Regions from separate parts of the Homo sapiens genome. Here region 2 is linked to region 1. Evidence: read pairs that join two places in POLR2A ChIA-PET (ENCODE). Cell type or tissue: OCI-LY7. All regions are shown on one strand. Each heading gives the region's core, and the rest is flanking DNA. Links, peaks and the distances in the headings are about the cores only.

The links. ChIA-PET counts read pairs that join two places held together with the same protein. Peaks named below come from ENCODE experiments on the same cell type or tissue, not always from the same donor. Only the 100,000 strongest peaks of a DNase experiment are listed, where the experiment ranks them.
Region 2: POLR2A ChIA-PET joins it to region 1 with 14 read pairs; 3 of 35 experiments call an interaction of 5 or more read pairs at or near these places.

The regions. Positions count from the first base shown.
Region 1 is chr17:77,868,201-77,871,097 of GRCh38, forward strand. No RefSeq gene overlaps it. Among named protein-coding and RNA genes, the nearest start is that of LINC01973, 14 kb to the right of the region's middle. RefSeq lists an enhancer at 1,382-1,471. In OCI-LY7, for the core only: no CTCF peak of the experiment used is centred there; a DNase peak (open chromatin) is centred at 1,641; H3K4me3 peaks cover 2,463 bases; H3K27ac peaks cover 2,488 bases.
Region 2 is chr17:77,387,682-77,390,578 of GRCh38, forward strand. The region is part of intron 2 of SEPTIN9 (septin 9); the gene reads left to right. It overlaps LOC124904062 (a long non-coding RNA gene), which reads right to left and starts at 1,071. Exons shown (of 2, transcript XR_007065918.1): 1 at 708-1,071; 2 at 1-131. RefSeq lists an enhancer at 1,734-2,464. In OCI-LY7, for the core only: no CTCF peak of the experiment used is centred there; no DNase peak of the experiment used is centred there.

The DNA.
Region 1 (2,897 bases), core at 91-2,590:
CAATTTCAGTCAAGCCCCCAGACCCCCAGCCTACCCATGGCAAGGACGTTCCAGCCAAGTTGCCTTTCTTCCTGTTCCTCGGTATCCTGTCCTCCTATCCGGGCCTCACCTGACCTCAGTGCCACCCAGGGCCCCAGCCCTCCAGTTCAGGAGGGCTCGAGACCTGCAGATAGGATCTTAGCACTGACACGTCAGAGGGTCCCCCGATGCACACGAGCCACCTCCCCTCCCTCACCGCTGCTGCGGGGCAAAGCCAAGCAGATGCTCTTAGCAGAGTGGCCCTGGGATGCCTTGGGAGGCACAACTGGTAGCTGCGTGCAGCTCAAAGCTGGAGCCACCTCCAATGCCCAGAGGAGGCTGGCCAGAGGGGCGAAGAGGAAACCAGGCTGTCACGTCAGGTCAAGTGATACATTCGGTGGTGGCCTGACCCCAGCCGGCTTGGGGAGGAAGCTTTGGGACCCGGACTCTCATGCCCAGACTCTGTGTGTGTGTGTGTGTGTGTGTGTGTGTGTACACGCGCATGTGCGTCTGTATGCACATACGTGTGTGTGCATACACGTGTGTGTGTGTGTGTGTGTGTGTGTGTGTGTGTGTGTGTGTGTGTAGGGGCAGAGTGGAGCTCTCCCTAAAAGTTCTTCTTAAATAGATAATGTTTATCAAGAAGTACCCAGACCAGCAGCGGGAAAAATACTTAATAACCACTTAAGTAAACAGCAAGATTGGCAGGAACCATTTTTCAAGAGAAAAGAGCTGGGAGAAGGCTGCCAAGCGATGGATGGAAAGTATAATAAATTCCACGTCACTGCAGAGGCTCTGGCTCTCCAAGGCACTCTGGGCCCATATCTGTCGCTAAGGCTCTGATGGGCCGGCACAGGACACTTCATCATCTTACTACTTTGACATATCACATCCCAAAAGGTGGTGCTGGGCTTGGGATGTGGTGGCTGTTCTTCCCAAACCACTGGGAGTTTGGAGAGTTCTGTGTCTGTGGAAGGGGAGCTGCGTCGAGCTCGCTGGGGCTGTGGCACCAGGAGGAAAGAGCATTTTCCAGGAGCCAGTGTCCCAGGCAGAGGATGGGAGGTGGCCTTAGGTGATGGCATATGAAGAGGGCCGTTCCTCCTCCTTCATGCAAGGATCATGCAGCTGGCCCTAAGCCAGCCTCCAGGCACTCTGGCCAAGCCTCATGTGCCCTTCCCCTTCCCCAGTAGTTCCCAGCGTGGGGCAAACAGTTCTGTCTTCTCAAGACCCAGGCGACGTGTCTCCTTTGCAGATGCTTCAGAATCCGGAGCAAGAACTCTGCAGAATGAGGCAGCTGAAGTGCCCCAGTGGAACCTCATTCTGCAGACCTAGCCCAGGGGAGGTTACCGGGCAGGCAGCTTCACAAACCCACACACAAGCAAAGGGATGTTTTATTTGAGACCACGAGGCCATGGTGATTCCCAACTCACCAATCCATGCTCCGGCACTGACCTGCTGTGTGAACTCAGACGAGCCCCTTAACCTCTCCTCCACCTCAGGTGTTCTCCCCCGTCAAATGCAATTCACAGTTTTAGCTCTGCCGGCCCCGCCAGGCTGTGGGCAGATCAGGTGAGAAAAAGGGATGTGAAAGCAAGTTTGTGAACGGCACAGCACGGAGCAAAGGCAGGACACTGTCACTTCCCATCATGGGTGCTGAACACAGAGCCACACCCCTGCCAGCCTCAGGCCGGGGTGCCCAGCCTCCCCCAAAAAGCTGCATCACAGGGCTCTCCCAAGCCCTTATTTGCATTTAGCTCCCCTCTGTGGTCCTCCCTGCAGTGGCTGAGGATGGTAATAATGACAGTAGCTGAGCTTCGTTGAGTGTGTTGCACAACAGCGCATTGCACTCTCCCAGCAACCCCGTTTTTCAGATGAGGAAGCTGAGGTGTAGAGAAGGTAAGAAATTGGCCAAAGTCAGAGTGAACGAGCAGTGAGGCTGGGTGTCCGCCTCGGATCTGTCCGGCAGCCCCTGGGCTGGGTTTCTCAGGCATTGGCCCTCCAGCTTGGTGATTTTTGCCAGCGTTGTGCCCACCCTGGACTATGATGTATAATATTGTGTGTGTATGTATTAGGTATAGTCATTTATTCAACACATTTTTATTGAGGACCTAATATATGTGCCAGGCATCACTCTGGCGTTAGACATAGGTAGTAAACCAAATGGACAAAAATACCTACCCATGTAGGGCTTTTTATTTTTTGAGACAGGGTCTTGCTGTGTCACCCAGGCTGGAGTGCAGTGGTGCAATCACGGCTCACTGCAGCCTCTGCCTCTGAGCTCAAGTGATCCTCCCACCTCAGCCTCCAAAGTACCTGGGACTACAGGTGCATACCGCCATGCCCACCTAGTTTTTGTTTTGTTTTGTTTTGTTTTTTTTGTAGAGACAAGTTTCACCATGTTCCCCAGGCTGGTCTCAAACTCCTGGGCTCAAAAGCAATCCGCCTACCTCAGTCTCCCAAAGTGCTGGGATTACAGGTATGAGCCACCCCTCCTGACCATGAACCTACTCACTTTTGAAGTAACGTTTATTTTCAGTCTGGGTATGGTGGCCTATAATCCCAGCACTTTGGGAGGCCAAGGCAGGTGGATCACTTGAGGTCAGGGGTTCAAGACCAGCCTGGTTAATACGGCCAAACCCCGTCTCTACCAAAAATACAAAAATTAGCCAGGTGTGGTGGTGCTCGCCTGTAGTCCCAGCTACTTGGGAGGCTGAGCCACAAGAATCACTTGAACCTGGGAGGTGGAGGTTGAAGTGAGCTGAGATCCTGCCACTGCCCTCCAGCCTAGGTGACAAAGGGAGACTCTGTCTCAAAAGAAAAAAATAATAATAATAACATTGATTTTTAAAAGACAAGTTCATGTCGCTACTACAAATGAA
Region 2 (2,897 bases), core at 313-2,812, 480 kb before region 1:
CCCCTGGATCTGCCCCTCCAGAAACCTCCACTTAGGTCCAGGTCCCAAGGTGGATGGTAAGAGGCGGCTGTCCCTGCCACACTTGATGGGTGAGTGTGTGAACGGGGCTGGGAGCAGGACACTTGTCACTTCTGTGGACAGATTCCAGAGGCTCATGAATCTGCTGCTGGGGAAGGTGCCTGATCTAGCCTGACCCTCCACCCCCACCTCCCCCTTCCCGCCCCCCTTCACCAGCCCTGTTCCCAGAGCTTCACTTCCCCAAAGGCAGGCGCCGTTTCCTGGACTTCTCAGCAGCTACCCCCTACCCCAGACCCCTCTCTTGTAGGCCCCTCTGGTCTCAGCGCCTACTCCTCCCTGGGCTTCTGCCCCTCTACCGTGAGGCTTCTGGGCAGAAGTGTGGGGCCCCCTCGCTGTGTCTGGCTCTCGCGGTATACCAGGGGTCCTCCCAGGGGCCCGCCCTGCCCGCTAGGTTTCCAGGGAGCTTTTCAAGTTCTTAGATGGGCTTGATGGAGTTTCCCAATGCGTTGTCTCAGAGCAGGAGGGGCCCCGGCTGAGTCCGAGAGTCCCCTCAGTCACACCCTGGGCTGTTTGGGGCAGCCAGGCAGCCCGTCTTCTGGAGGTGCTGCCTCTCTCTGGTTACCCCTTCTGGAATCTTCTGCGTCCAGTTGCGGCCCCTCCTACACAGCACACCCACCACCCCCTTTTACCTGTGACTCTTCTTTGTCAACCTCTTCATGTCTTTGAGAATGGAGACCAGGTCCTCCTCACCCTGGAGTTCAGCAGAACCTAAACCAGGCAGATCCGTGTAGGTTCACGTGGGGGCTCTGTGGCCACTGTGGCTCTGCCGTCACCTCCAGCCCAGCTTGGCGCGCTTTGGATCATGTCATTCAGTGCCGGTCCTCCAAACCTCTCCCCTGGCTCTGCAGGTCTGGGAAGCAGCTGGCTCCTGGGTGCAGCTGTGACCGGAGCCTGAACTCTGCTCCCTGGGGTCACCGTCCCCTGTAATTAGGCTGCAGCTCATATTGGCTCGGGCAGAGGCCATCGGCTGCCCGCCTTGGGGCCACAACACAGAGAGCCCCGTGATTAATGGAGGCTCCACCTGGGCCAAGTGGCCCCTGGTGTTAGGCGCTTTTTTTTTTTTTTTTTTTTTTTTGCATTTTTTAAGTGCTTGTAACATTTCCCCTAATGGACAATGAGACGAGGAGGGAGGGAGGGGTGGCTTCTCTGCCCAGGCAGATCAGGAATGGTCACCGCCTGTGTGTGCAGTGACAGGTCTGGGAACAGACAAGGGAGAGCTTGTCCGGGAGGCTGGACCCTCACACCGATGCTGCCTGTGCCTGGCAGCTCTGTCCCGGGCCTCAGAACAGACACTGACCAACACGCTCCTCAGGGTCTCCAGGTCCGGGTCCTGGTCCCCGGCAGAGCTTCCCATCCATGGGAAGAAGCACCGAGCAGCCTTGCTGGCTCCTCGCAGGGAGCTGGGATGCATTTCTAAGAGCAGCATGCGTGAAGCCCGGGGTCTGGGCAAAGGAGTGTTTGGGGAAGAGTCTGCTGTTGTTGGAGGGTCGGAAGTAGAGGGGAAGGAGGGGCACGCGGTAGGCTGAGGAGGTGGCTGGCGACCCTGTGGTGGGGACGAGGGGGCTATGAGCAGACCAGGAGCCAGCATCACGTTTCTCTGTCTCCAGAATCGAGGACGGAGAGCTGCCAGAGAGGCCCTGGCGGGGTGTCTGGGGCCACCTAAAGGGCGTGGGTGGATTAAAGCTGAGGAAAGCCTCATTTTGGGGGACTCCGTACTTAACCTTTGAGGCCCTCAGAGCTGCAGCCTGTGGTTTTTCGAAGTCAATCACCTCCCAGGGCCTCGCTCCTGCCTTCAGCGACAGCCATTTATCAGGGAGTCTTTGACCCAAGGAGACCTGAAAGGTCATCTGGTCCCTCTCCTACCCCCAGGCAGGCCACACCTAGACCCTCCCACACAGATCCGTCCCACCCTTCTGCTGCCTTCCACCAGGGACGGAGGGTGGGCGGCCCTCCCACCCAGGCCCTGGCGGCCCCACCCCAGCCAGGAAATTCTTCCTCTTTATCTGCCTCACATCTCTTCCCCTGCGGCTTCCGCCCATTTCCCCTCAATCTGCTCCTAGTGGAGCAGCCAGCAGCTGGTTTAGAACCCGGGGGTGGGGGGAGCGCTAGACCAGTGCAGCACATCTGAGAGTGTGCCAGAGGTGCTCCCATTCCCATAGCTGATTTAGTAAAGAAAAGAGGAAGTCCAGCAACTTAGCGCCACTTTAAAGTCCGCCTGGAATGACCCTGTGGCTGCCGGAACCAGGGGCACGCGGTAGATGACGGGAGCAGGCACAGAGAGGCCTTCGTCCCGGATCAGTCGCTGTTGCCCTCTTGGAGGCTGGGCTGCCTTTCAAGAAGAGGACCCAAGGCCCTGTGAGCGGTGGCCTCCTCTGGAGCCTTTACTGTGGTCCTGGTTCTGCTCTGCGTAAAGAGAGATGGCTTGAAGCAGAAGCTGCTACGTGGCTGTCCCAGGCAGGCGCCCGTAGTCCCAGCTACTCGGGAGGCGGAGGCAGGAGAATGGCATGAACCCGGGAGGCGGAGCTTGCAGTGAGCAGAGATGGCACCACTGCACCGCAGCCTGGGCGACAGAGCAAGACTCCGTCTTAAAAAAAAAAAAAAAAAAAAGGAGTAGAGAAATCTTTCCCAGAAGGCCTGCAGTCACCTCCCCTTCATGTTTCAGAGGTAAAAAAAAAAAAAACTGCACATTTCGCTTTTTTTTTTTTTTTTTGAGACGGAGTCTCGCTCTGTCGCCCAGGCTGGAGTGCAGTGGCGCGATCTCGGCTCGCTGCAAGCTCCGCCTCCCGGGTTCACGCCATTCTCCTGCCTCAGCCTCCCGA